Regions from separate parts of the Homo sapiens genome. Here regions 2 and 3 are each linked to region 1. A link is an interaction called in ENCODE POLR2A ChIA-PET data of the cell type or tissue named here. Cell type or tissue: CD4-positive, alpha-beta T cell. All regions are shown on one strand. Links, peaks and the distances in the headings refer to the core of each region. The heading gives the core; the rest is flanking DNA.

Region 1 (9,947 bases), core at 1,242-9,241:
CTGTGGGTGAGTTTTGGAGGATTTTGGCTTTGGTTTGAATGAAACTGTTCCCTTACCTCAGGGTTTTTCAAGTGTAGTCTCTAGACCACTTCTATTACAATCACTGAAATGTTTATTAATAATCCAGATAGATGGGCCCTACCATAGACTTCATGTGTCAGAATCCCCGTGGAAGAGGCCCAGAACAAACTCACCAAGAGTTTGACTCCTGTGCACACTGAAGATCAAGAACGATGCCCTTTCATTTTTCTTCTCAGCTGTTCTTTTTTCTGCATTCCCACTGCCTGCATTCTTCTTGGGCTAGCAGTAGCCATGAGATCATGTACCTGATATTCTGGTCCTGAACGCATGTCTTCTTGAACCTTTAAGTTTAGAAGGCTTTCAAGACAAAGGGCTCATGGGGCAGGAAAAAGAGAGCTAAAATTGAGCTGTTCCTACTAGCTGTAAACACATGAACAAGGTGCACACCTTGAGGCATCAGTAGTGTAACATGCACAAGAAGAAACAAGCCCTTCCCTTAAGGTGCTCCTGTCCAGTGGGGGTGACAGACATGCAAACATTCTAAATACAGTAAATGCGTATGTCACACTTACCAGGAACCAGGCTCCAAGCACTTTATGAATTCATTTAATCCTTACAATAACCTTATGAGATAGGTTCTGCATGGTAGTAGAGGGATGTTCAGGATGCTGAGGGGCCCAGAGAACTGTGATTCTGCCTGGGCTGATACAGAAAGTCTTCATGAAGGTGATTACCAGATGACCCATGAAAGATGAGAAAAAGTCAAGTCCAAGAGGCAAAGGACAGAGGAATCACCCAACACGTGTAAAGCACAGACATGTGAGACAACACAGTATGTTTGGAAAATGCAGACAGCTGGATGAGGACTGGCATATGGGTGCATGATGAGTACAAAGTGGCAAAGGATGTGCATGAAGAGGTAAGCTTGGGCCAGTTCATTAAAAATCCTTTTGCCATATTTAGGAGTTTGGACTTTCTTCTGAAAGTAAGGGGGAGCTTTCAATTAGGGATGATATGATCAAGTTTTGCATTTCACATGATTCATAATGAAAGCAACATAGAAAAGAAATTAGAGGGGTTGGGCTGGAGGTAGGAAGATAGAGTCCTCTTGGGATGAGAGATAGGAGAACCTGAATTAGGGTAGAAGCAGTACGAATGAAAAAAAAAGGGTGGGTTTGAACGTTGTATAGGAAATAGAACTGATTAGACTTGATAACAGATTCAATTTGGAGAGGAGGGAGGGCAGAGATAAGGGTGGTGGCCTGAGTTTCTGACTCATGGGTGCCACGAAGAGAGGTGCCATGCACAGAAATTCGAAGCTCAGGAGGAAGACCATATTATAAAAGGGAAGGTAGACCAGGCACGGTGGTTCACGCCTATAATCCCAGCACTTTGGGAGGCCAAGGCAGGTGGATCACAAGGTCAGGAGTTCGAGAGCAGCCTGGCCAATATGGTGAAACCCAGTCTCTACTAAAAATACAAAAAAAAAAAAAAAATAGCCACGCATGGTGGCACATGCCTGTAATCCCAGCTACTCGAGAGGCTGAGACAGGAGAATTGCTTGAACCCGGGAGGTGGAGGTTGCACTCCAGCCTGGGCGACAGAGTGAGACTCCATCTAAAAAAAAAAAATGAAGATAACGACCTCTGGTTTTTAGTCTGGCCTGTAACAAGCTTAGGAGTCCTCACTCCTGTCCTCACAAAGAAAAATGCTGAACAAACTGAAAGTCAGCAACTCTTGTTGGATCTATCAGAGAATTGAGGGCACAGGGCAAACTGCTGCCCCTAAAACTGGAGAGACAAAAAGGCAGATACAGAGAATCACAACTTAACAGCAGAAGCCCAGAAACAGAAACAGAAACAGAAACTTCTGGGGAGCCAGTACCAGGGTAGGAAAACTTAAAGTGTAATTGACTCATAGCTGGAGGCTTAGGGTGGACAAATTTGAGAGCTAAAAAATCTATAGTGGCCAGGCATGGTGGCTCATGCCTGTAATCCCAGCACTTTGTGAGGCTGAGGCACGCAGATCACTGAGCTCAAGGGTTCGAGACCAGCTTGGGCACCATGGCAAAACCCCATCTCTACAAAAAAGACAAAAAGTAGCCGGGTGTGGTGGCACATGCCTGTAATGCCAGCTACTTGGGAGGCTGAGGTGGATCACCTGAGCCTGGGGAGGTTGAGGCTGCAGTAAGCCGAGATCACGACACTGCACTGCAGCCTGGGCGACAGTGAGACTGTCTCAAAAAAAAAAAAAAAAAACAAAACATCTAGGGGTCCCATTCTTAGGGGGGACCCTACCCTTTTTTTGGTTTTTGTTTTTTATTTTTTGTTTCTTGTTTTTGTTTTTCCCAGGCTGGAATGCAGTGGTGCAATCACAGCTTACTGCAGCCTCCAACTCCTGGGCTCAAGCAATCCTCCTGCCTCAGCCCAAATAGCTAGGACTGCAGGTGTGTACCACCATGGCTGGCTTTTTTTTTTTTTTCTTTTGAGATGGAGTCTCGCTCTGTCACCAGGCTGGAGTGCAGTGGTGCGATCTCAGCTCACTGCAACCTCCACCTCACCTCTCAGGTTCAAGTGATTCTCCTGCCTCAGCCTCCTGAGTAGCTGGGATTACAGGCACGCGCCACCATGCCCAGCTAATTTTTGTATTTTTAGTAGAGACGGGTTTCACCATGTTGGCCAGGATGGTCTTGATCTCTTGACCTTGTGATCCACCCACCTCAGCCTCCCGAAGTGCTGGGATTACAGGTGTGAGCTACTGCGCCCAGTCACCTGGTTAACTTTTAGATTTTTTTGTTTGTTTGTTTTGTTTTTGTACAGACATGGTCTCACTATGTTGCCCAGACTGGTCTTGAACTCCTAGCCTCAAGCAATCCTAGGTGTGAGCCATGGCACATGGCCACAAGTTTTACCAGGATCCCACAGTGAAAACTGGAGAACCCCCTGCCCCGTGATTCTGGCAAAGGGGAGGAGGAAAGTAGCCACTTTGAAATACATCCATTGCATTCTGTTCTCACTCTGTTGCCCAGGCTGGAGTGCAATTCATTGCAACCAGGCTGGATTACAGCTCACTGCAACCTCAACCTCCTGGGCTCAGGCAATCTTTCCACATCAGCCTCCTGAGTAACTGGGGCTACAGGTGTGCACATCTATGCCTGGCTAGTTTTTCAATTTTTTTTGTAGAGACGGGGGTCTCGCCATTTTGCCCAGGTTGGTCTCAAACTCCTGGGCTCAAGCAATCCACCTGCCTCGGACTCCCAAGAAGTCAGCTACACAGAGATAGCAGCTGAAAATGAGTAATTCAGCTGGGCACGGTGGCTCACGCCTGTAATCCTAGCACTTTGGGAGGCCAAGGCAGGTGGATCGCTTGAGGTCAGGAGTTCGAGACCAGCCTGGGCAACATGGCAAAACCCCATCTCTACTAAAACAAAAATTAGCCGGGCGTGGTGGTGTACGACCTGTAGTACCACCTACTTGGGAGGCTGAGGCACCAGAATCGCTTGAACTTGGGAGACACAGGTTGCAGTGAGCTGATATTGAGCCACTGCATTCCAGCCTGAGCAACAAAGCAAGACATTGTCTCAAAAAACAAAAAAAACCCACTGTAACAGAAATGATGAATGTCTGTGATGGGCTCATCAATAGACTGGACATGGCCAAAGAACATGGTGCGCTTGAAGAAATGTCAACAGAAATTTCCAAAGCTGAAATGCAATGAGAAAAAAAAATGAAAAAGAACAGAATATCCAAGAATTGTAGGACAATTATAGAAGCTGTAGCATACACATAATCAGAATGGCAGAGAAGAAAATAAAGGAACATAAGAAATGTGGCAATAATGACTGAGAATTTCCCCCAAATTAATGACAGACACAAAACACAGATCCAGGAAGCTCAGAGAGCAGCAAGCAGGATAAATACAAAAAACAAAAAATGAAGATAGACTGGGCTGGGCAACACAGAGAGACACCCCTTCTCTACAAAACATATTTTTCTTTTTTTTTTTTTTTGTAGAGTCAGGGTCTCACTGTATTGCCCAGGCTGGTCTCAAACTCCTGGCCTCAAGTGATCCTCCCACTTCAGCCTCCCAAAGTTCTGGGATTACAGGCATGAGCCACCACACCCACCAAAAAAGATTTTTTAAAAAATTAGCCAGGGACTGCGTGCAGTGGCTCACGCCTGCGATCCCAACACTTTCGGAAGCCGAGGTGGGAAGATCGCTTGAGTCCAGGAATTCGAGACCAGCCTGGGCAACAAAGACTTGTCTCTACAAAAAATAGAAAAAAATGAGCCAGGCATGGTGGTGCATGCCTGTAGCCCCAGTTACTTTGGAGGCTGAGGCAGGAGGATCACTTAAGCCCAGGAGGCAGAGGTTGCAGTGAGCCAAGATCACTGCACTCCACCCTGAGCAACAGAGCGAGACTGTCTCCCCACCTCAAAAAAAAAAAAAGAGCCGAGCGCGGTGGCTCACGCCTTGTAATCCCAGCACTTTGGGAGGCCGAGGCGAGCGGATCACGAGGTCAGGAGATCCAGACCACGGTGAAACCCCGTCTCTACTAAAAATACAAAAAAGCCGGGCGCGGTGGTGGGCGCCTGTAGTCCCAGCTACTCGGGAGGCTGAGGCAGGAGAATGGCGTGAACCCAGGAGGCGGAGCTTGCAGTGAGCTGAGATCGCGCCACTGCACTTCAGCCTGGGCGACAGAGCGAGACTCCGTCTCAAAAAAAAAAAAAAGTAAAACAACAGAAGTTCATATCTACATAAGAAAGAAAGAACATTAGAGAAGGAATAAATAAAGGGAAAAAGGAAGATAACTAGAATTTCACACATATCCAATTTGGGGTACTTTGGGACTGGGTGTTTCTTGGGCAGTCGAATGTGCGGATCAGCTGAGACTGATCCGGGGCGGAGACAAGGATGTGTGAACCATTATCTCTGGGAATGGAAGACATGGGCTAAAGACGGAGCAGTTTCACTAAATCCTTGTAAGGTGGTCAAGGCAGGCAACTAATCCAGCCAACAATTAAGGAGTGTAAGCTGTGTGTTAGGTTCTGTGCTTGCTGATGGAAATGAGAGGCACCAGGAAGCCTGTGGAAGAGACAGTCAAGGAGAGCAGTCAATTACATTAGGGGGCTGACAAGTTCAGTGCACAACAGAATCCTAAAACAAGAAACTAATTTGTGTGTGTGTGTGAGACCCCGTCTCACTCTATCACTCAGGCTGGAGTGCAGTCACTGAAGCCTCAACCTCCCTGGCTCAAACAATCCTCCCAACTCAGCCTCCTGAGTAGCTGGGACTACAGGCGTGCCACTACGCCCGGCTAGTTTTTTTGATTTTCAGTAGAGACAGGTTATCGCCATGTGATCCAGTCTGGTCTGGAACTCCTGGGCTCAAGCGGATCGATCCTCCCCTCTCGGCCTCTCAGAGTGCTGGGATTACAGGTGTGAGTCACCGTGCCCCCAGCCTGTATTCTATTTCTTCTTCTTCCTCTTTTTTTTTTTTTTTTTTTCTTTGAGAGAGATTCTCCCTCTGTCGCCCAGGCTGGAATGCAGAGGCAAGATCGCGGCTCACTGCCACCTCCCGTCTACTGGGTTCAAGCGATTCTCCTGCCTCGGCCTCCCGAGTAGCTGGGATTACAGGCGCCTGCCACCACGCCCAGCTAATTTTTGTACTTTTAGCAGAGAAGGGGTTTCACCATGTCGCCCAGGCTTGTCTGGAGCTCCTGGGCTCAAGTGACCCTCCTGCCTCGGCCTCTCAAAGCGCTGGGATTAGACACAAGCCACCACGCCCAGCCTGTATTTTATTTTTTAAGGGCGGGCGCCCTCTTCTGTTTTATAAAAGGAACAGTCGAATTCCTACTGGAAGCGACGCGCGCAGAGGGGAAGGCTTTGTAGACGCCGGCTCGGGTCTGGAATTTAAAGAACTAAATTTCGATGGGTGAAGACAGTGGGAAAGGGCGGTGGCATGATCCTCGTTTTACAGACTAGGAAGTCGAGCCTCACGGGAGTGACGGGGCTTCTCCGCAGGCTCCGCGAAGAAAGCAAGGCTGGGAGGACCCAGACGAACGGCCACAACAGCCTCAGCGGCCACGACAGCCTCAGCCGCCAACTCATGTCAGCCGGCAGAGAGTGCAGGAAGCGGGCAGCTACAGCTCCGCTGGGGCGTGGCCTTCTGACGCACCGTCACGGTTCCCTCTGTGGCCGCCCATTGGCTCCCTCTTACCGCCCTTTTCCGGGGCAAGGGAAGCTAGTAGCGGAGCCGGAAGTGAGGCACCCTCGGGCTCGAGACAGCGGCGACGTTTAAAGCTGAGCGACCCAGTGCCACTGGAGACGGTCAGCTTCTCCACTCAGGCTCCTCCAGCCCGAGCCAGAAGACCCCCTCCCCCAGAATTCTGGGGGCCGATGGAAGGGAGCCGAGTCAGATCGCGAGGTACCCAGAGCCGACAGACCGGAGCGACAGGGAGTTGCCAGAAGCCCCGCCCCTAGGAGTGATCGGAAAGCCTCACCCATCCGGGTGAGGAACCCGGAGGGACCGCCTCCGGGCGGAGCCCGCCGACCATGGCTACGCCCCTGGTGGCGGGTCCCGCAGCTCTACGCTTCGCCGCCGCGGCTAGCTGGCAGGTTGTGCGCGGACGCTGCGTGGAACATTTTCCGCGAGTACTGGAGTTTCTGCGATCTCTGCGCGCTGTTGCCCCTGGCTTGGTTCGCTACCGGCACCACGAACGCCTTTGTATGGGCCTAAAGGCCAAGGTATTGGAGCAAGTAGGACCTGGAAGGGGAAAGAAAGAAAGGGGCGGGATGCGAGCACCTGACAAGGGCCCACAGCTTGGGGATGAGACTAGTTGGAAAAGGTCAGCTTGCCCCGAAGTGGGGATTCTGAATTCAGTACCGTACAGGTGGTGGTGGAGCTGATCCTGCAGGGCCGGCCTTGGGCCCAAGTCCTGAAAGCCCTGAATCACCACTTTCCAGAATCTGGACCTATAGTGCGGGATCCCAAGGCTGTGAGTAATCCCCGGAACAAGCCCTGACCCCAGTTACACTTGGTGCAGCAAAGTTGCTCCTCCTGTCTACTGGATGTTGGTGCTAACTTCTCTGTCTTCTGTATCCTCAACAGACAAAGCAGGATCTGAGGAAGATTTTGGAGGCACAGGAAACTTTTTACCAGCAGGTGAAGCAGCTGTCAGAGGCTCCTGTGGATTTGGCCTCGAAGCTGCAGGTGAGACTGGTTTGAAGGCTATTATGTGGCTATTTTCTCTAACCCATTTTTTTTTTTTTTTGAGGAATCTTGCTCTGTCGCCCAGGCTGGAGTGCAGTGGCACAATCTCGGCTCACTGCAACCTCTGCCTCCCGGGTTCAAGCGATTCTCCTGCCTCAGCCTCCCGAGTAGCTGGGATTACAAATGCCCAGCTAATTTTTGTATTTTAGTAGAGATGGGGTTTCACCATGTTGGCCAGGCTGGTCTCGAACTCCTGACCTCAAGTGATCCGCCCACCTCGGCCTCCCAAATGGCCAGGATTACAGGCGTGAGCCACCGTGCCTGGCCACTAACCCACTTTTGACCTAATCTCCCCTGCTGTAGGAACTTGAACAAGAGTATGGGGAACCCTTTCTGGCTGCCATGGAAAAGCTGCTTTTTGAGTACTTGTGTCAGCTGGAGAAAGCACTGCCTACACCGCAGGCACAGCAGGTTTCGCTGGGGCAAAACATGTAAGGGCAGAGTGTGGGGTGGCTGTTTCAAGGATTGTGGTCTTCATACCTCTGTCCCTGCCCACAGCTTCAGGATGTGCTGAGTTGGATGCAGCCTGGAGTCTCTATCACCTCTTCTCTTGCCTGGAGACAATATGGTGTGGACATGGGGTGGCTGCTTCCAGGTACTAGGAATTTGGAGGTGTAGTGTTTAGCCTGAGACCTTTTGAGGCAGTCCACTGGAATAGTTCCATGGGCTCCGGGCATAAGAAACCAGTTATTCTGTTACTATCTGTTCTCTTTATAAGGGGCCTCATTTTCTTTTTCAGAGTGCTCTGTTACTGACTCAGTGAACCTGGCTGAGCCCATGGAACAGAATCCTCCTCAGCAACAAAGACTAGCACTCCACAATCCCCTGCCAAAAGCCAAGCCTGGCACACATCTTCCTCAGGGACCATCTTCAAGGACGCACCCAGAACCTCTAGCTGGCCGACACTTCAATCTGGCCCCTCTAGGCCGACGAAGAGTTCAGTCCCAATGGGCCTCCACTAGGGGAGGCCATAAGGAGCGCCCCACAGTCATGCTGTTTCCCTTTAGGAATCTCGGCTCACCAACCCAGGTCATATCTAAGCCTGAGAGCAAGGAAGAACATGCGATATACACAGCAGACCTAGCCATGGGCACAAGAGCAGCCTCCACTGGGAAGTCTAAGAGTCCATGCCAGACCCTGGGGGGAAGGGCTCTGAAGGAGAACCCAGTTGACTTGCCTGCCACAGAGCAAAAGGAGTGAGTGGAACAGAGTTGCTTCTTACTAGGAGCACATTCTTTGCCTGCCTTCCCTTCATCCTATCCTCTTTGCTTGCTCTCACCTCAGGAATTGCTTGGATTGCTACATGGACCCCCTGAGACTATCATTATTACCTCCTAGGGCCAGGAAGCCAGGTAGGTAGTCTGAGTCAGGATTGGATCAACAGCCTCCTCTCTTGGGGACTCTCAAGAGCCTGTGTTCATCTAGAAGTAGTAGTTTGATTCTGGTTTCCCTCCTACAGTGTGTCCTCCGTCTCTGTGCAGCTCCGTCATTACCATAGGGGACTTGGTTTTAGACTCTGATGAGGAAGAAAATGGCCAGGGGGAAGGAAAGGTGAGTGGGAAGGAGCAGAAAGCTGGGAAAGGGGATGGGTAGAACAAGACTGAGAAATCCACATGCTTCAGAATTCAGAGGGTTCAGGGAATGGTTTCGGATAGTAGGCTCTCCCTGCTCCCTTCTCTACAGGAATCTCTGGAAAACTATCAGAAGACAAAGTTTGACACCTTGATACCCACTCTCTGTGAATACCTACCCCCTTCTGGCCACGGTGCCATACCTGTTTCTTCCTGTGACTGTAGAGACAGTTCTAGACCTTTGTGATAGAACTAAAATGCTCTCTGTACTCTAGTCTCCTGCCTCCTCAGCTCTGCAAGTAGTTTAGTAGGAATGAAGTGGAAGTCCAGGCTTGGATTGCCTAACTACACTGCTAAAAATATTTGTAATCCTTAATAATTAAACTTTGGATTTGTTAAAATACTGCCTTGATGTGAAGGAGGGGAATTAAGGTTTCCATAAGGTCAGCATAAGTCATTCCTTAGAAACAGAACTGGCCCTTCCAAACTGAAAGGATCCCTTTGCCTTTTTTTACTTCCCTTGCTAAGTGTTGTTCAGCTGTGCCTAAAAGGGTTAGCAGGGTTGAAAGCCTGGAAGAGAAATGTCCTTTGGTATTCTGGAAATATGTGTCCTCAGGCCAGAATATACTTTGTAAATTCTCATGCTGCCAGATTATCTGGGTGTGGTGGCACTAGAATGGAGATACTTCATGGGAATAATACTCATTGTTCTTGACCCCACTGGGTCAGTGCTGACCCTACCACCACCCACTCTGCAGCAGCACCCAGATGCTAGCCTTGTACAGAAAGCCCCAGCATCTCTTTACAGTCAATGAGCTCTCTCTTTATTGAGGTATTTCAAATATACAAACACTTCAGAGCTTTTTAGATATGTGAAGGTCCAATTTAGTGAAGCGGATTAACAAAACATGATTCTAAAAGCCTGCCTCCTCTAGACCAAGGCCATGTAAAAGATTTATGTACCAATCAGCATCTTTTCCTTTTAATAATCTTCAGGATGTTGTGTTGGGTCCCCAGATTCCCATTTGATTTTCTTGCATCATTTTCTCAGACTGTTTGCTTCCTTGCTTCCTCCCCAGTGAG
Region 2 (8,598 bases), core at 519-8,518, 150 kb after region 1:
AAAAAAAGCAAAGGATCTTATTTATATCAGCTTCTTCATTTAACATTAAAATAAAATACAAACTACAAACTAGGCTGGGCGCAGTGGCTCATGCCTGTAATCCCAGCACTTTGGGAGGCTGAGGTGGGTGGATCACTTGAGGTTAGGAGTTTGAGACCAACCTGGCCAACATGGTGAAACCCTGTCTCTACTAAAAATACAAAAATCAGCTGGGTGTGGTGGCGCATGCTTGTAATCCCAGCTACTCCGGAGGCTGAGGCAGGAGAATTGCTTGAGACAATTCCCCGGAGGCAGAGGTTGTTGTGAGCTGAAATCATGCCACTGCACTCCAGCCTGGGTGATACAGTGAGACTCCATCTCAAAAAAAAAAAAAAATCCCAGTTTCTTTCTTTTTTTTTTTTGAGACAGAGTTTCGCTCTTATTGCCCAGGCTGGAGTGCAATGACGCGATCTTGGCTCACTGCAACCTCCGCCTCTTGGGTTTAAGTGATTCTCCTGCCTCACCCTCCCAAGTAGCTGGGATTACAGGCATGCGCTGCCATGCTGGGCTAATTTTTGTATTTTTTTTTTTTTTTTTCAGTAGAGACGGGGTTTCTCCATGTTGGTCAGGCTGGTCCCAAACTCCCGACACCTGGTGATCCACCCGCCTTGGCCTCTCAAAGTGCTGGGATTATAGGCGTAAGCAAATCCCAGTTTCTGGGTCTGTTTACCCCAAAGCTCTCATTCTTGTTCATTCCATTGGGATGTTCTAGTTAAGTTGATTTTGCCTTGGTGAACCCAAAGTGGCCTCAGTGCACCTATCCTGCAGGTTGTGGAGCCCAAGGCTTACCAGTTATTGTACTTGGGGAGCTTTCGGATGAGGCCCTGCTGCTCCAGCAGGGTCAGTGTGGCAGTATTCTCAGCCTCAGTTCCATCACAGATGTGGATGCCCTCTGGTTGGCACAGGCGGGCACTGTGCTCTACAAAATCTCGAATGCCAGTGGGAAGCTGGCCCAGATCTCCACTAAGCACTCGCAGGGTCTGGATGCTACGGCATGATGGCCAGCCCAAGGGGCTCAGCCCATGCCAGTTAAGCCTATAGGAGAAACAGAGGCAATGAGCTAGTTGCTGTCATCGAGAGTGGACAAGGCAGGTGGTGGAGAGACAGAAAGCTTGGGCTGCAGCCTGCTAAAACATGTCTGCATGCAGGGACCATGAAGAGCAGGTTGCAGTTGGTGTGTGGGATGTGTTCAGGACACATGTATCTTGTAGCCTTTATGAGGCTTGAGGAGGGTGTCTCCTGCTCAGCGAGGGACAGATATGGCCAAATGAGCAAAAAAGGCACATGCCTGGCTGTGTGGAAGTATACATGTAGGCATGCTGATGTTACTGCCTGTGTAGCCCATGCCCATGTTTAACTGTTTAATCAACGTTTAGAAATAAGTAGGGAGATGGCTGGGCACGGTGGCTCATGCCTGTAATCCCAGCACTTTGGGAGGCTGAGGCAGGTGGATCATGAGGTCAGGAGATCAAGACCATACTGGGCAACATGGTGAAACCCCATCTACTAAAAATATAAAAATTAGCCGGATGTGGTGGCGTGTGCCTCTAGTCCCAGCTACTCAGGAGGCTGAGGCAGGAGAATCGCTTGAACCCGGGAGGTGGAGGTTGCAGTGAGCCGAGATCGGGACACTGCACTCCAACCTGGGCGACAGAGCAAGACTCTGTCTCAAAAAAAAAAAAAAAAAAAAAAAAAAAAGAAATGAGTAGGGGCCTTTGGCCCAAGTGTCAAGACAAGAAGTTGGGCCCAGGTGACAATTTCATATGTCTGGTATTTGAAGCCTCATCCATTTTATTTCCATTTTCAAGTATAGTTTTTTATAAATTAAAATGGCAGCTGTGTTTATTCTTTCCTTCTGGTGTGTATGCTGTAAGACTATGAAAGCCCCAAGCAAAGGTCACAGTCTTTCCAGTGCCAGGTTTCTAGATGAGGGCTCTTGCACAGAGAATAGGTGACTGGATGCTGGGCTTCCAGGCCCTGATCTGCTGCTGCCCACTTGGACCAACAATGGTTGCATAAAATGTTGCCCTCGGGTAAGTATTTCTGAACTCTGCGGAAGGTTGACCACTGGGGAATGAGTGTCACTGGCTGGGGTTCATGGGCTTAATTCTCAGGAGGTCAGCGTCCTGTTGTCTGTCCTCTCATGGCCCTGGGAGACAGAGAAGCAACGTCTGCTCTGATTGGCCTGGACTCAAGGTGGAGTAAACCCGAGAGAGCAAAGACCATGAAGGGGATGTTACTCTCCTCCTCTATCAAGGCCTCGCCCATCAGAAACTGCCCCCACACCCAGGACCACGTGACCCCGTGCTTCCCCTGGCTCTTCTTCCTAGAGGCCACATGCCTAGAGAGCTTTGGTGTTGGTGGGAGGGTGGAACAGCAGCTTGCTGGCAGCTCAGACTCAGAGGGTGTTAGCCTGGGGAAGGAAGAAAGCTCAGAGCATGGATACGGGAGCTTGAGTCTGTCTGGGGTAGAAGCTGGGGTGGTTTCCGCTAAAGCAGGATAGATGATCAGTGTGGCCCCAGGGGCAGGGGAGGAGGGCTACTGGGACCTGGGTCTGTTCCTGCCTCAGAGGGAAGTTCTCCGTGAGCATCAGTTTTCAAGCACACAGTCTTGAGGACAGCCTCTCTCTCCCTGGAGCCTGGCTCACGTTATCTCTTGTGAAGCCCCCACACCCTCTTGCAGCCCTCTAAGTGGGACGTTTCCTTCAGAGACCACCCACAAGGGCTGCCCAAGTGGAACGGGCTGTGCGACAGATGTGGGTCACTTCCGACTCTGGGACAAAAGCTGAGAAGAGAGGCCTCAGAGAATAAATAGGAGACTAAGAGGACAGGCAGACAAACAGGACGAGCCTGGGGGCTCCAGGCCTGGACGGAGGAAGAAGCCAGCTATGTAAGAAACGAAGGCAACTTGGCGCCCTCCTCCCACCTTGCTTGCCTCCCTCCCCTGGGCCCAGGTCCCTCGGGCTGCTCTGGACTTCCCGCCAGGTTCCAGTCCTTCCAGTCCGGGAGAGGCCGGGAATGGATATTTAACCTTCCACCTTCTTTAGGGGGCTCTGAGCTTAGTCTCCCGGGGCTCACGTACCCTTGTCCCCAGGGCCCTGCTGCCTCTCGAAGTACCCTGGGGCGCTGGCTGAGAGCCCGTTAGAGGTCCGAGGGAGGTATCTGGGAAGGAAAGGAGGATATGCGGAGACCTGGCTCAGCAGAGAGGAGCGAGGAGAGAGAGGAAGTTCTGAGAGTGGCAGATAGAGATCGCGCGGTCAGAGGCGAGCGAGGCAGAGAAGGGGAGGTGCAGGCGGAAACGAGGAGCACCGGCCGGCTGCCCTCCCAAGAGACGCGCGGCGCGGGAGGCTGGACCCACAGCAGTCGCCCCTGCCCGCCTCCGCCTAGGATGGGAAACCTGGCGGAGGCTGAGAGCAGGAGAGCGCCACTGGCAGCCCCGAGGGGGCGAGCGCAGCGGAAGGTGCGGGTGGGCCCCGGGCCGGGGGTCACTCACCGCAGGCCAGGGCGGTACAATGCGGCCATGGCACCTGGGCAGGGGCTGCGGGGTGGCCAGGAACCGAGCGGAGCCGGGGAGGTATGGAAGGCGGGGAAGGAGGGAGCGCGGCGAAGCGAGCCACAGCAGAGGCTGGCGGGAGGCGCTTAAAAAGGAGGGGGGCAGGCGCGGGGGCGGAACCTGGTAGGGCTGGCACTAGCTTTCCTCCGCCCCGCTGGCAGGCCAGCTCCCTCGGCCCCGGGGCTCCAGGCTCCAGGTCAGCCCAGCCGCCGCCCCAACCCCTGCCTCCAAACCGCCAAACCCATCTCTCCCATTGGAGGACTGGGTCCACTCTTCGGCCCCCGACTTCGAGGCCCCGCCCCCCATCCGCCACCGCCCTCCCAGCCGCACATGATGTAACTTTGAGGACTCTTGCTCCCGGGAGAGACACTAGGTGGCAAACAAGCTAGGAACGAGGGGCGAGGCCAGGGGCGGGAGACTACAGGGGCCAGACGTCTAGAAGTTAGGGGGTTGGGCATTGCCTTTCCAGTTCCTCCTCCTGGGGACGCGACACCCTGAGTCCTGGGCCTTTCTGTAGTCCAAGTGCCCAATGCTAAGGTCCACTTAGTCCCCAACTCCTAAATCCCCGTTTCTCCTCCTGATCAAGGCTCCTTTCTGCCTTGCCATGAAATGGTGGAGTCTCTCTACCCCTGGGTCTCTTCCTTGGTCCTCTGATCTGGTCATTCTCCTCCCCCGGCACATCCCCTCTTCCCCTGACGGAGTCTTACTCTGTCACCCAGGCTGGAGTGCGTGCAGTGGCGCGATCTCGGCTCACTGCACACTCCGCCTCCCGGGTTCAAGCAATTCTCCTGTCTCAACCTGCAGAGTAGCTGGAATTACAGGCGCCTGCCACCACACTCGGCTGATTTTTTGTATTTTTTGTAAAGACGGGGTTTCTCCATGCTGGCCAAGCTGGTCTCCAACTCCTGACCTCGTGATCCGCCTGCCTTGGCCTCCCAAAGTGCTGGAATTTACAGGCGTGAGCCACCACGCCCGGCCTGGTCATTCTTTCTCTCCACAATCCAATGAGGAAACTCATCTGCCCACCCAACTACCATCATAAAGTCCTCAGGTGATTTCTCAAGCTATACCTCCATTGGGACATCTCTCTCCAACCTGAGACCACTGGATATCACCCACAATGCTATATAGCACCTCAAACTCAGCATATCTATGATGGGTGTCTGCTCAGCATCCACTCGCCTTTTCTGGTAATAGCACCCTGATTTTCTTTTGGGGAACCATCTCCTCAGTCTGTATTGTCATGTGGGTCTGATGTCACCCCTCTTGGGGGTAGGCTTGCAGCTTAGCCAACTTTTGTGTTCCTCACTCTGGCCACAGCAATCAAGGATGTTCAAGGATGGGCATGAGATCCCTCTCTGGGACTTTTTCTAAAACTTTGGAAGTTAGCTCTCTTTCTGCTGAGTTGCTGAGCTGGTAGAATATAAGCCTGGAGCTGCTGAGTGTTAGCTTGGCACTGCAAAGCAGGAACCTGGCTGAGACAGAAGCCAGCCTAGAGGAAGCAGAGCAGGGAGATGGCGAGCAATGGATTCCTGATTTCAGTTACAGGAATTGATGCATTTCTTCTCTTGCTCAAGCTAATTTTAATTGGAGTTCTGCCACTTGCAACAGAAACAGTCTTGATTCTCAGATTTCTTGGAGTTCTATGCTGGAACATAGTGGGATAAGGAGAGCTGGTCTCCAGCCACGGGCTTGCTACTGGTCCCCGTCTCTTCCCCCTCAGGCTCTAGCCTACACTCAACCTCAGGTATATGTATTTGGATCTCTTTCCCCCCAGTTCATAGATCCAAACTCTGTCCACACTTACCCAGCTGCAAACACATACCTCTTGGCCAACCTTTGGGCCTAAAGGTGTGCACACTGGTGGCAGCATGGTTGACCTGAAGGTCATCATCTTCTCCATAATCCTGCACCTGCTCTCATGGTTTCCTACCTCAGCAAATGGCACCATCATCTGGCCAGTTGCCCCAAAGGGAATCAGTCTAGACTATTCTTATCCTGCATAGCTAATCAGATGCCAGGACCTTTGGAATTGTACTTCTCAATTAGCCCTCAAGTCTGCAACTATCCCCATGGCCAGGGCCTTAGTTCAGGGCTTATCTCTCACCTGGCTTCAGGTGATAGCTTCTAAGGCACTTCTTGGACTCCTGCCTCTCCAAACACCAACCCCTCTCCCTACCAAGCCACTCCCCACACTGTGCATGCAAATCCACTTGGAAAGTTAAGAGAGAAGAATAATGTTTATGCTATGGACAGTAGGTGCCAGGCTCTGTGTCAGCAACTCTGCATGCATAATCTCATTCTGTTTCACAACTATATTTTACATATGTGGACACGGGCTTAAAGAGTCATTTGCTCGGTCACCCTAAGGGAAGAATCAAGGAAAAAGGGAGGCAGGACCCCAGAAGTATGCCAACATATAACACCCTAAATCAAAGGTCAAATGCCGCACTTGACCTCCAAGATGCCTGCTTGGGCCTCTTCCAAGTGTACTTTCCTTTCTTTCATTCCTGCTCTAAAGCTTTTTAATAAACTTCCATTCCTGTTCTGAAAAAAAATTATTCATGAATATTTTATACTTTTATCCTATTATGAATGAAATGTTCTAATTGTTTACCACAAGTACATACAAATAAAATTGCTTTGTGTATATTGAAAAAAAAAAGAGTCATTTGCTCAAAGTCACACAAATGGTTAGCAGGAGAAATGGAATCTGAATCCATATCTTTCTGACTCTAATTACCAAGTCCCCCTCTCCCTATAAATCCTATACTGTCCCCTTGATTTACCATTAAAAATTAGATCATATCACTCTTAAGCTTAAAATCTCTTCCAGGCTCTTTCCATCACATGATATCTTATGTCCTTCATAATCTGACTCCTATTTATCTAATGTTGTCACCCCCACATCCCCACTTGCCTCCTTTTCTCCTACGTACTGAACTCTGAAGTTTCCAGAGCACTTCTGTGAACTTTTTCTGGGCATCTGCACTCAAATTAAACACACACCATCCTGGCCAACATGGTGAAACCCCGTCTCTACTAAAAATACAAAAATTAGCTTGGTGTGGTGGCGCACGCCGGTAGTCCCAGCTACTCAGGAGGCTGAGGCAGGAGAATCGCTTGAACCCGGGAGGCGGAGGTTGCAGTGAGCCGAGATCGCACCACTGCACTCCAGCCTGGGCAACACAGTGAGACTCTGTCTCTAACACACACACACACACACACACACACACACACACACACACACACACAGGCCTTTTCTGTTCGTCCCTTAGAATGAACATCTATTTCATCTGTGTTGCTTCTATCCCATGTATATGCCTATATTTTTGTACTTTACTATACTGTAGTTACTTTTATATCTCTGTAATCCTCACTAGAGTGATGATTTCAGTCTTGTTTTTCTCCTAGTTCCCAGCAGTACCTGGCCTATAACAGGCACTTAATAAAAGTTGGTTGAATAAAAGAATGAATGAGTGCCACGTTTCTGAATTCTTCTTCCCCACCATTACTTTCTTCTCTAGCTTTAGGCAGATGGAGCAAGGGGCTCACGTGCAGATTTCCTTGCACTGCTCATTTCCCCTTATCTGCCACACACTTTTCTTTAGTTCCCTGCCGGGAGAGCCTGGCCCACCAGCTGGCCCTATGTCCAAGGAGTACCACCAGGGGGCAGAGTGTGATCTGCATTGTCCTCTCTGGGGCCTCTGGGTTCATCCCTGAAGTCTCACAGCCCGAGTAGTGATGCTGTGGTGTGTAGCCCAGATTCCCGCTTCAGGATCATGATGCTCATTGTTCCAGCTGCTGAGTGTTGGCTGCTGATAGCTCACAGCTGAGTACTTCCTTGAGCACTATCTGTGGCCAAAGGGAGCTGTCTCACCAAATGCAATGCCCGCTTCCTGGGGGCAGTATGTATCCAATGAATGGTTGTTATAAAGTACAGAGGCCTAGCCCTTTGTCTCAGTTTGGGACAACTCTGAAGGTCCATCCCAGCCCCAGAGCTCTTTAGGCTCAGCTGATTACAACTGCAGTGCCATTCAACTGTTCCCTCTCTTGGGTCCTGCTACTCTTTCTTTGAAAGTCCCCCCCCGTGCCCCCCCCCCCCCCCCGAGTAAACCACCTGCACACAAGTTTCTGTCTCAGAGTGTGCTTCCAGTTGCAAATATTCCTCAGGCTCAACTTGGTTACGGCATTAGTCCTCTAATCTGACTCTTATTTCATTGTTGCCTTCCTCCACAAACACAAAGTGCTGACATACGTGATCCTTCCGAACACAAATCTGATCACATCATGTCTCTACTGAAAACCCTTCAGTAGCTTCTCCCTGCTCTTAGAATAAAGCCCAAACCCTTAATGTGACCTCCCAGGCTCTGCATGATCTGGCCCCTGCTGACTTCTCCAGCCTCAGCTATCACTGTTCTTCCCACCTTCCAGGCTTTCTACTCTCTGGCTACGTGGATCTTTTCTCAGTTTTGTGAACATGTCTACATCTTTCCTGCCTCACAACCTTTGCATATGTTGTTTCTGCCGCCTGGAATTCCCACCCTGTCCACACCTCCAGGCAGGGTCACTTCTTATTCACCTGACCAGTCTTGGTTTAGCATGACTTTCTTAGGCAACCTGTCCCTGTGATGCATCCCCTCTGGCTTTGTATTAGAGTATGTCTTCGTGGAAGAAAATTTCATAGCACCCTGCCCTTCTTCTTCTTAGCACATTCATCTCTGTTTAAATGGTTTGTTTTTATGTAGACACATCTCTAACATATGTAGGACCTGCGGCAGGAGTACAAATAGAGGCCCTCAAACCTTGTGTTTAAATATTTAAAATGGGCTGGGTGTGGTGGCTCATGCCTTGTAATCCCAGCACTTTGGGAGGCAGAGGCTGGAGGATCACTTGAGCCCAGGAGTTTAAGACCAGCCTGAACAACATAGTGAGACTTCTTCTCTACAAAAAATAAAAAAGTAGCCAGGCATGGTGGTGTGCACCTGTAGTCCCAACTGCTTGGGA
Region 3 (10,720 bases), core at 1,384-9,383, 160 kb after region 1:
AGCATGTCAGACTTGCTGGAAGGGCCTTAAAACACAGATTTCTGGGCCCCACCCCCGGAGTTTCTGACTCAGTAGATTTAAGGTGAGATCAGGTAACATGTATTTCTAGCAAGTTCCCAGGTGATATGGATGCTGCTGCTCTGGGGACCACACTTCAGAAACCACCTTCTTAGATAATCTGTATCTGCCAGCTTTTCCCCAACATATAAGGCTGGGACCAGGTTAAGTTTTATAAGTGATGACCTTTGGGGTCTGATGGACACCCAGGCCTCTGTGTTGAGAAAGAGGAACTATTAACCCCATGGGAGTATTTGGGTGGCCTCAGAAGGTAGGAAGTGGCCTTTAACTCCATAGACCCTATTTAAACAGCTTCGGACAGGTTTAAACATCTCCTTGGATAATTCCTAGTATCCCTGTTCCCACTCCTACTCAGGGATGATAGCTCTAAGAGGTGTTAGGGGATTAGGCTGAAAATGTAGGTCACCCCTCAGCCATCTGGGAACTAGAATGAGTGAGAGAGGAGAGAGGGGCAGAGACACACACAGGGAAAAGGTGAGAGAAAGCAGAGGGCATATGAGGCCAGTTACAAAAGTGTCTCCGACGGACTGGTGGTGATTAGATTTCAATGTCCCTTGAGGCCCAGAAGGAAGGAACAGAGTTCCCTGTTCTCTTTTTTCCTACTCTTTCTCCCAAGCTGGATTAGCAAGAATGGGAGAGACAAAATATGGTGGTCAAGTCCTGGAGATCCCCTGTGGGAAAAGTTGCTTTCCTTTCTGATGCGACGGCTATGAGGGGCATAAGACCAGTCAGCATGAAGATGGGGCAGAGGTAGAAATGTGAGGATTCTTGAAAATAGGAAACAGATCCAAAAGGCCCGGTGAGAGTGGGCGTGGGAGAGCTTATAGTCTCCAAAGACAGATGAGGGGCTGCAGGGCCTTGGAAGGTGGGGGTGCTGGGAGTTTGTCTGGTCCTCTTTTTCCAATCCCAGGCTATGCATGGCTAGGGCTGAGGGTTGTGTTCACATAGAGGGGTGGTGGTTCAGACCCATGTTTCTGTCCGAACTGGGAAACTGAGCACTTGGGAGTCGGATCATCAGTGAGGAGCTTTGTTGGGGAAGATGCTCCCTTTCCTTCTTTGAGAATAAGCACACTTGTACTCTCCTCTCTCTCCATTTCCCCCAACCCCAGGCCAATAAGATATGCAAATGATCTCCTTACCTTATTGGTTGGAGGCCTCAGGACCACAGATGACCTCAGAGAGCTGGCCCTTTAAGAATGCCCTTTGGGCTCTGTGCCCACAGCCCCCTGGAGCTGAGCAGAGGCACCAGGCCCTGCTCCATGGAGCCTTCAGTCTCCTGGGAAGCTGTGCCTGTCTGGCTCTGGCACTGACCACATCCTCTCGGCCATTTCTGAAGTGAGTATATCCAGGGCCTACCTGGGTGTCAGGCCGCTCACCTAGAACCCCCTCTTTAACACCTGCTCTCTGTTGTCTGTTTTCAAGAATCCTAACACCTTGGTACCCTACTCCACTCCCACCCTGACTGGCCTGTGTCCCTCACTGCTATCACGTCAGAAAGATAAACAACCTTCCCCACTACTCCTTCTGTACATCCAGTTCTTTCTGGATACCTCTCTCAGTGTCTCACCATCTCCTTTCTGCCAAGACCCAGTTCCTTTAATCTGTGTCTGTTTCCATCCCCTCTGTCCTCTCAAGGGTGACAGGTTCCATAGAGAGGGCAGCAACCCTGCCCTGGAACAGGAAGAGAGAGGCCTGGGTCTTCCTCTTTGCCTCTCTGGGTAGAGCCTGGGGGTCTGACATGTGGTTGGAAAGAAGGCTACCTAGGCTTGGGGCATCTAGAAGGAGCCGAAGTCTAAGCCCTGGGGATGAACACTCCATGCCGCGCACCTTCTGGGGGTGGGGTGGGAGTTACTGGAATTGGGAGCTGGACTAGAGCTTGGACTTCAAGGCTGGGAAGGGTATCTGAGGTCACCCAGCCAGAAGTTCCTCAGGTGAACATGTGCCCCATGATTGATAACAGACAGGAGAGTTCCTTGGTGACATAAGTTTAGGACACTTTTTGTTGAACTTGAACAGACGGTTTACTAAAGGATTGCTCAGGTTAATATGCTCTTGTGCTATGTGCATCTGTAAGAGGTAGGGATAGGAGGCAACATTTCTCAAAGTTATCTGAGCACAGACCTCTTCATAGGTATTGTTCAGAATCAGTGTTCTAGAGAACACTCTTTGGTATATGTTACAAAGTCTAACTGCCCTCATTGAACAGAAGGGAAAACGGGTCAGAAGGGTGAAGGTGATCTGCCAAGTTCACACAACGTAACAAGTTCTGAATAGAAGGAAAATCAATCTTGGTCTGTTCCCCTTGGAGAGACTGGCCTTGAGGAAAGATGGTGGCCAGTTGATTCTGATCTTTCTAGAACTAATTCTAGGACCTTTCTTTTTTCCATATAAAGCCTCTTGCCCCTACAAAAGGGATTCATTGATTGATTAATCCATAGAACAAATGTACACTGAGGGTCTTCTATAGGCAAGGCACTTCCCTGAGTGCTTTGAGAGACAGAGAGCTATAAGAACACATTATCCTTGGCTCTTAAAATTCACAGCATACATGCCTTCCCACTGTCCTAAAATATACACTCACTTTGTCACAGTTAATTAAGCAATTTAAAAAAATGGCTTGGAAATGGAATGATGCCTCTTGAGATGACAGACCTCTCGGCATGTCTCAGCACTAGGGTTGGGAGCACTGCCATACTGCTCTTGCTTTTCATAGATCCTGAGGCATCAGTGGGGCGAGAGGCTGTGCTGTCCTCTTCCTCCTTCAGGAATTCAGCTGCTTGTCCCCTGTCAGGAGCCCCTGCCCTCTGAAAGGTTACTCTTCAGCCTGGTGGGGACTCTGCAGTGAACAGAGCTGCACCATCCCTCTGGCTTTCCCAAACTCTTGCTCCAGGGCACTTGGGCTTTGAGGGAAGAGGGACTTGGTGAAGAGGGGATGGCAGGTGGCCTCCATGTGCTCCAGACCTCTCCTCCTCTTTGCAGGTGCACTCCTCCCAGCCCAGCTCCAGAATGGCCCTGCCCCCCAGCCCCCTGGCCATGGAATATGTCAATGACTTTGACTTGATGAAGTTTGAGGTAAAGCGGGAACCCTCTGAGGGCCGACCTGGCCCCCCTACAGCCTCACTGGGCTCCACACCTTACAGCTCAGTGCCTCCTTCACCCACCTTCAGTGAACCAGGCATGGTGGGGGCAACCGAGGGCACCCGGCCAGGCCTGGAGGAGCTGTACTGGCTGGCTACCCTGCAGCAGCAGCTGGGGGCTGGGGAGGCATTGGGGCTGAGTCCTGAAGAGGCCATGGAGCTGCTGCAGGGTCAGGGCCCAGTCCCTGTTGATGGGCCCCATGGCTACTACCCAGGGAGCCCAGAGGAGACAGGAGCCCAGCACGTCCAGGTGAGTGGTCAGCAAGCTGGCCTGAGGGGAGGCAGGGCAAGGAAGGAGGACTGCCCAAGAGAGGAAGGGGAGCTCCCAGAGGGGGTTATGGACTGGGACAGGGGACAGAGGGCAGGAGAAGGGGAGAAGGTCCCTTGAAAGCAATCAGATCGAGAAAACTACATTCTGCTTCTCCCCCTTTTCTTAAAATGGAGAGAAATGAGTAGGCTGAACCAGGAGGAGCAGGGAGAAGATAAGATTAGCAGAGAATCCAAAGGGAAGAATTGAGCTGGGGAGTGGGCGACTCCGGGGGGTAAACAGATACATGGTGTGTGGAAACCAGGGAAAGGGTTATGTGTGGAGTGGAGCTGGGTTAAGACTGGTTTAGATTGGCCTTTTCAAGACTTCGTGCTTCCCAGCCCCCAACCTTCTCAGGAAGGATTGGGACTCATCCTATTAATTACAGACACAGATGGGGGTGTTGCGGGCATTAGGATGTAATCCAAATCCTGTGAGGGTCACCGGGTTGCAGGCTTCAGGACAGGGAAACGCAGCGCGTTGGAGGGTTGGGGGCTGTCTGGGTGCGGGTCCACTGGACACACCCGGGCCTGGAGCTGGATGCCGGGGATCCCAGAGACGAGCCCGGGGTTTAGGTGCGCGACGGGCTCGCCTGACCGTGGCCGGCCCTGCACCGTGGGGCGCCCGCCTGACTGGAGCAACGGTCAGCTGGGGGGCCCGGGGAGCGTCGGGGCCTGGGGCGGGCTCTGGACCGAAACAGACTGCGTGGAAGGGCGAGCCTTCCGGTGAAGGTGGGAGCCGGGGCGGGGCTGTCCCGGGGCGGAGCCAGGTAGCGTCGGGCCCTCAGGGCAGAGCCGGGTGCGACCTGGCGCTGACCCGGTTTCTGCATTCTCCCTCCGCAGCTGGCAGAGCGGTTTTCCGACGCGGCGCTGGTCTCGATGTCTGTGCGGGAGCTAAACCGGCAGCTGCGGGGCTGCGGGCGCGACGAGGCGCTGCGGCTGAAGCAGAGGCGCCGCACGCTGAAGAACCGCGGCTACGCGCAGGCCTGTCGCTCCAAGCGGCTGCAGCAGCGGCGCGGGCTGGAGGCCGAGCGCGCCCGCCTGGCCGCCCAGCTGGACGCGCTGCGGGCCGAGGTGGCCCGCCTGGCCCGGGAGCGCGATCTCTACAAGGCTCGCTGTGACCGGCTAACCTCGAGCGGCCCCGGGTCCGGGGACCCCTCCCACCTCTTCCTCTGAGCCGTTCAGAGCACCTTGTGGTGTAGTGGGGGCTGGGTGGGGTGGCTCCGCCCAGGAGGCGGCTGCACGGTTCTCTGCATCGTTACCAGAGCGCCTTCTGGTCCTAGCCACGCCCTGTATGACCGCGCAAATATCCCCAAAGCTTTTGGGTCCTCAAGTCATGCCCGAATTTAGATGCTGGTCATTTTCTGGAGAGGGGTCCCCTCCCCTTACGAACACAGAAACCCAGCCCACATGACTAGCACGCTGAGCTCTGCAGGGACCAGTGCCAGGCACTGGGGGGTGGAAGTGTGGTGACACAGTGAATGGGAGGTGGAGGAGGGTTGCAGCTCCCACCTCAGTTTAGTTTTTAATTCAGGGTTTTCAACCTGTAACACATTAAAGCTGTAATTAGCAATGAGGCTGTATTTTCATTCTGAAGCTTGTAACCTCCCCATTTTAGCACTACAGAATTTTCAAGATTTCAATATCCAACAACTAGATAGATTAGGACCTCTATCCGAGATGCTTTTTCCCTGCCCAACCCTGTGGCCTTCAGGGCTCAGAGCAGCAAAGGCCTGAAGAGTGAGCTCTGGGGGTTGTTGGTGTGGGTTGGGAGAGAGCTGTGTGCAGAAGTCTGGAAACCTGGGTCCTAGTCCCAGCTCTTCCATGGGATCCCCCTGTCACCCTGAGCAAATCAGTTGCTTCCTGGACTTGTGTTACTTCATCTAATTCTCATGTGGATTGGACGACTTCTGCTCCCTTTCCAGTTCTGGCATCTCCCCAGTATGGAAGTCCCGGTGGTCTCCCCAAGAAGTCCCCAAGACAATCTCGCCAAAGGCACCTCCTATCCTGCTGCAGTTTCCCAGCTGCAGCCTAGGCAGGGGATGCACAGCCCAGGCGAGGAAGCCTGGCTTCTCTGTGAGCACATACGTGGGTCCTCGGCAGCTCCCTCCAGGCTGTCTGGGCCTCCAGACCTGCACAGGGTGCTCCTGCCACCTCCCACCTCTCTGAGGGCTGAGGTGAGACTTCTCCTGGGATGACAATTTGCTGAGAGAGTGCAGCTTTTGTGAATTAAACTTGAAGTCCAGGCAGAATTCTAATGCAATAAGCTAAATGTTCTTGCAATTTAAGAAGTGTTCATTCTTTATCCCTGCTTCAGGCTACTGTTTGTGTGTCTGTGTGTGGGAGAGGGAGAGAGAGGGAGAGAGAGAGAGAGCAAGAAAAAGGGAAGTCCCCACCTGGAGCTGGGTGGCACATCTGTTATGGAGAGCCAATGGAAATGGGGTGGAGGGGCAGGCATTGGAACAGATGGATCCTCCCCCTCTCACCACCACCACCACCAAACTCAGAAGCCTCAGTGGCCCAGCTCGGCCTGTCAGTGGCTATCCAGGTCTCACAGTTTCCATGGTAACCCAGTCCTCCAGTTCAGCAGGCTAAGGGGAGGGCAGATGGGGCCTCTGGGCAGAGCACAGGCGTTGTGCTGGGAGCAGCCGCCTCACGAGTTACTGTCATCTGTCCTCTACCGGACATAATAAATGGGAGAAGCTTTCGGGCATGGGGGAAGAGGCTCCCATATGTCCCTCTTCCTTTCTACCCCCTCTCTCCACCCCCTCCCCAGCTGTCTCTTCTCTTCCCATCACAGTTCTTGCTCCCTCTTTCCCCTCCTCTATCCCAGCTCATCCCTCCTCCGCTTAGGAGCCTGCAATGGGAGTCCTCTCCTCCATCGCTCTCAGAATTTCTCTCGTCTCCTCTCCCTTCCCCACCATTGGCCACTGGCCATCCTCTCTGGCTCTGGATTCTCTCTCTGAGGGGCTCACAGAACCTTTAGCTTCTCTTTCTTCATCCCCTTCCACACTCATTGTTGAAGGGAGAGGATGGGGCAGGGAGGGTCCTTCCGGGAGCCCAGCTCTTTTTCTCTCACTCTAAATTTCACCTGTGTCTATCCTTGCCTGCCCTGGAGCTGTAATTCAGACCCACTACTTTTCTTGTTCACTTTTCTCACCTGCATGGCACACAAAGACAGACAGAACCATCCATAGACACCTGAGCACACAACTAGGCCACATATACAGTACCATACCTGGGTCTCAAAATGATACTCCTGGGTTACCTGAGTATACTTAAAAAAACAAAGTTGCACACTGTGGTGATTAAGAGTAGTGCTTTAGGTGGGGCGCAGTGGTTCCTGCCTGTAATCCCAACACTTTGGGAGGCCAAGGAGGAAGTTTGAGACCAGCCTGGGCAACATAGCGAGAACCCTGTCACTACAAAAAAATAAAATAAAATAAATTCAGATGTAATGGCATGCACCTGGAGTCCCACCTACCCAGGAGGCTAAGGTGGAAGGATAACTTGAGCCCAGGAGTTCGGGGATGCAGTGAGCCATAATCGTGCCACTGCATTCCAGCCTGGGTGGCAGAGTGAGACCCTGTTTCAAGTTGCAGTTCTACCAGTTTTTTGACCATGGGTGGGTTAAAATCAAGCCTCACTTGATTGTCAGAAAAATGGTGAAAATAATGGTAACCACCTACTGAGAATAAATGCATTTAAATAAGCACTTAGCATAAAGTTGACACATGCTACGTAATGATATTTGCTGTTGTTGCTGATGTGATTGTTAAGTGTGTGAATCTGTGTGTTCATGCACTGCACATCCCTGAGTCCATGAGTGTGACCCATTAAGGCCATGAACAGACACACACATTGACACACCCGGGAAACCAGACTGTATAGGCCTTAGATGCTCCACTATGTTCCCAATTCACTAGCAGACCTGCTGCCCTCCTTCAGTATCCCCCAGCACCTGCTCTTGGCCCGCCCCACAGCTGTGTGGGGGCTGGGGTTCAGCTCCTGGGGGACTCAGCAGGGCCTCTCTGGAGACAGCTATAAGAAAGCTTCAGCCTGCCCTCCTGACAGCCCGTAATTATCCTCCTATCTCCTGTAATTATTCTCCATGGTGCCTAGACCCCCTGGGGTTGGGAGGTGAGGGAGGGGGCTCCTCAGATCCCACTGGCACATAGCTGGGGTAAGACTGCAGAGACAGCAGCCTGCCTGGGGAGCTCTGTCTCAGATTTTGAAAGGTGCTGGTCCTCATTTCTTATGGTGTGTGTGGGGGTGCTGCAGGCTGCCCAGTGGGCATCTGAGGCATGATGGTTAGAGGCTGAGGTGCTAGGAGCAGTTCTCTTTATTAATGGCTAGAAAGTCAGGATCACCCAAGGAAGTCACTGAGGGGCCACAGCATTGAAGGGTATGGGGTTTGGAGAGATAGGAGCAGGACCCACCACTCACGTCCAGAACCCAGGGGGCACACCTGGTCCAAGAGGTGGAGGCATTGGTCACTGGAGTCACGAGGGTCAGGACAGGCACCTGGGAGGGGGTGGGAGAGTCATAAGCACTCTCTTCTACACTACACCCAGCCTAGTTGGGCTCTACCAAGCCCCACTTTGCACCCCCTGTGTCCACTCCTTTGGAAGCCCCAGGACTCACTGAGAGGCTGAGGGAGTGTCGGTCCGGAGGGAGGCAGTCACGGGCTAGGGCTGGGAGTCGTAGCCAGTGTGCAGGGCCTGGGAGCCCCAGGGCTGATGCCCTGGCTGGCGTAGTACTCCACCACCTGCCGTGGCACCTCAGCCAGGACACACTTGGCGAGTGCAGAGGGGGCAGCCTAGGGTGGGGACAGTGATGTGGTTAGGGGTGAGAGGAAGAGTAGGGGAGGCAGGGTCATCTGAGGGAGAAGTGGGGCTTCAGGGTGGCCAGCTGGGCTCCCGCGTCCTTAGCAGGACATCAAATGGTGGAAGACGAAGGTCAGATTTGGGGGGATGAGAAGCTGAGGAGTCCTTCAGCCGGAAGGGGCCCGGGGGACTCACATCCTTGAAGTCTCGGAAGGGCACGAACTGGACAATGTCTCGGGCTGCAGGCACCCCTCGGGGGCAGCGCAAGGGGCCGTCGTCGCCATCCAGCAGCCGCATGTCAGAGAAGTCAGCATTGCCCACGCCTACGATGATGATGGACATGGGCAGGCGGGAGGCACGCACGATAGCAGTGCGAGTCTCAGCCATGTCGCTCACCACACCGTCAGTGAGCACCAGCAGCACCGAGTACTTCTGAGGGCAAGCAGAGAGGGTGGAAGGGTTGGCTTTGTGTGCAAGGGCGTTGACACCGTTTCCACCAAGGTGCAGACCCTGGCCCTGGCACCACTTAAAGACACATGGGACAGCTCCTGTTTGCCCGCCATGTCTTCCTACCGTGGCTTGGCCGGTGCTCTGCTCCCGCTGGGCCGGCTCAGCCACACGGTTGATGATGGGGGCCACATTGGTGGGGCCGTAGAGCTGGATCTGGGGCAGGCAACGACGGTAGGAGGCGATGACCCCTGAGATCTCTGTGAGTGAAGAGAAGTTGTGAAGCTGGCAGAAATGAGCAGGGCCCCCTCCTGACACTCCTTAAAGCAAGGAAATGCTTCCAGGTCTGAGGACTGCCCTCCCCTCGAGTTCCTTCATTAAGCAGTGGGAGAGTTGGATGGTCCCTTGGCAGGGAGAGTTGGGTGCAGATGCTGGGCCTCGGCCCTGGAAGCCTCACCTGATAAAGACAGGCCTGGGATGGGTGGAAGGGACAGGAAGCTGGGCCCTGGGGAGTGGAGTCTGTGCTCCTGTGTGGAGTGTGTCTGCGGGGAGGCGGGGCAGGTGAAAATCTCCCCTTTTACCTTCACATTCAGGATTTTCCGGGTCAAAGTTGATAGCAAAGTCATGGGACACCTGTGAGGGCAAGGCGGGAGCAGTGAGGGCCTGCCTTTTCTGCCTGACTGACACGCCCCCCATCTCCTTCTTTCCCTCGCATCTAGCCTACCTCGAAGTTGGGGGGGATTCGAGCCCCAAAGCCAAAAGCTGGGAACCGCTTATCACTGGGGAGAAGAAAAAGCTGTGGAATCCGTTGGGCAAGGCCTCCCTGCCTGTTCCCTCCCGCCCCACTCTCTCCTACCTGTCATAGTCCTGGCAGATGCCTCCCACTGCACGCAGGGCCTGCAGGTAGTGGTTGGGCTGTCGGGGACTGAGGCAGTGCAGGGACTGGCTGCTCCTCGGGTCCCCATTGGAGGCGGTGAAGTCAATGGCCACCTGGGTGGGGGTGGGAAGAAGGTCATGCTGCAACCATGAGAGCCACCAGATTGCCTAGGCCAGAGCTGGGATCTGTAGGGAGGACTAAGATGAGTGGTGGGGAGGCTACAGGTAGCCACATAATGATGTGGGGGTGCATAAGCTGACAATGCGAAGGCTCATGAGCAGCCCAAGTTGGGGCAGTGGAGATTCTGGGCTCCTTCCTTTCACTATGGACTCAGCCCCTCCCTCTTGCCTGTGTGCCCTCCCTCTGAGTCTTTACCGTGAAGCTGATCTGGCAGCCACCCATGATGTAATCCAGGAAGGTGTGCACCTTCTCCACCTGGAGGTAGGGAGAGGGGTAAGGCGAGGGGATGGGGTGGTCCTTTGAGGAGGGAGCTTGGGTAGGGCTTCTGTGGGGAACATGGGGGAGCCAGAGTTTTTTGGGTTGCAGTTGGGGGTGGTTTCCAGTTCCCAGAAGCAGAGAAACTGGTCTTTGAAACAAGGGAAGGGTTGAACCTGAGAGTGTGGTAGGGGCAGGGGCTGGGGCAAGGCTTGAAGCAGGAAGTGAAATTTACCGTGCACTGGGCCAGCACTACCGTCCCTGAGCTCTTGTAATTCTTCTTCTTGTCCCGATACTTGGGGTTGATACAGTCCCACTGCATCTAGACCCCACCCCACAAGCTCAGGGTCACAAGTCCATCAGGTGACCCCTCTTTCTCCCTTCCAGCAGAGCCTCCCAGAGCAAGACCCCCATGGTTCCGTCCTTCAGCTGAGCCCAGGTGCTTTCCACCCTCTCCACTTCCTATCACCTATGGTGGTCTCTTCAGCATCACCCTCAGGATTCTCCCAGGGATCTGGGTGGGATTCTGGGGGTGGGGTATTTGTGGCACCTCCTGCCCAGGGTTTGCCGTCCCTTCCTGCATCTCCTGGAAAGTGCTGGTGAACTCGCCGATG

What was found. ChIA-PET counts read pairs that join two places held together with the same protein. Peaks named below come from ENCODE experiments on the same cell type or tissue, not always from the same donor. Only the 100,000 strongest peaks of a DNase experiment are listed, where the experiment ranks them.
Region 2: POLR2A ChIA-PET joins it to region 1 with 14 read pairs; 13 of 35 experiments call an interaction of 5 or more read pairs at or near these places.
Region 3: POLR2A ChIA-PET joins it to region 1 with 19 read pairs; 11 of 35 experiments call an interaction of 5 or more read pairs at or near these places.

The regions. Positions count from the first base shown.
Region 1 is chr14:24,238,961-24,248,907 of GRCh38, reverse strand. TINF2 (TERF1 interacting nuclear factor 2) reads left to right here and starts at 6,285. Exons shown (of 9, transcript NM_001099274.3): 1 at 6,285-6,767; 2 at 6,914-7,018; 3 at 7,132-7,233; 4 at 7,597-7,704; 5 at 7,792-7,888; 6 at 8,033-8,489; 7 at 8,578-8,645; 8 at 8,753-8,844; 9 at 8,977-9,265. The coding sequence starts at 6,576. The coding sequence ends at 9,111. GMPR2 (guanosine monophosphate reductase 2) reads right to left here. Exons shown (of 10, transcript NM_001002002.3): 10 at 9,666-9,947. RefSeq lists enhancers at 1,786-1,985, 5,837-6,136, 6,307-6,566, 6,637-6,856, 7,517-8,046 and a silencer at 5,351-5,645. In CD4-positive, alpha-beta T cell, for the core only: CTCF peaks have their summits at 5,614 (motif pointing left) and 5,813 (motif pointing left); DNase peaks (open chromatin) are centred at 1,877, 5,487, 6,207 and 6,527; H3K4me3 peaks cover 2,375 bases; H3K27ac peaks cover 3,287 bases.
Region 2 is chr14:24,089,368-24,097,965 of GRCh38, reverse strand. All of the region lies in intron 1 of NRL (neural retina leucine zipper), which reads left to right. PCK2 (phosphoenolpyruvate carboxykinase 2, mitochondrial) reads right to left here and starts at 3,655. Exons shown (of 10, transcript NM_004563.4): 1 at 3,532-3,655; 2 at 829-1,074. The coding sequence starts at 3,560. RefSeq lists enhancers at 3,260-3,329, 2,983-3,632, 7,502-7,551, 8,467-8,598 and a silencer at 3,640-3,889. In CD4-positive, alpha-beta T cell, for the core only: CTCF peaks have their summits at 7,047 and 7,246 (motif pointing right); DNase peaks (open chromatin) are centred at 2,375, 3,335, 3,805, 7,255 and 2 weaker places; H3K4me3 peaks cover 2,181 bases; H3K27ac peaks cover 1,993 bases.
Region 3 is chr14:24,075,213-24,085,932 of GRCh38, reverse strand. It overlaps CPNE6 (copine 6), which reads right to left. Exons shown (of 17, transcript NM_006032.4): 8 at 10,657-10,720; 9 at 10,342-10,428; 10 at 10,047-10,106; 11 at 9,651-9,784; 12 at 9,519-9,573; 13 at 9,376-9,427; 14 at 8,921-9,054; 15 at 8,543-8,779; 16 at 8,166-8,340; 17 at 7,846-8,045. The coding sequence ends at 8,203. It overlaps NRL (neural retina leucine zipper), which reads left to right. Exons shown (of 3, transcript NM_001354768.3): 2 at 3,058-3,465; 3 at 4,365-7,271. The coding sequence starts at 3,085. The coding sequence ends at 4,697. Among named protein-coding and RNA genes, the nearest start is that of CPNE6, 9.0 kb to the right of the region's middle. RefSeq lists enhancers at 2,767-3,681, 5,114-5,163, 8,326-9,239, 9,018-10,217, 10,558-10,627 and silencers at 4,104-4,273, 4,484-4,803. In CD4-positive, alpha-beta T cell, for the core only: no CTCF peak of the experiment used is centred there; DNase peaks (open chromatin) are centred at 4,422 and 4,752; H3K4me3 peaks cover 1,466 bases; H3K27ac peaks cover 430 bases.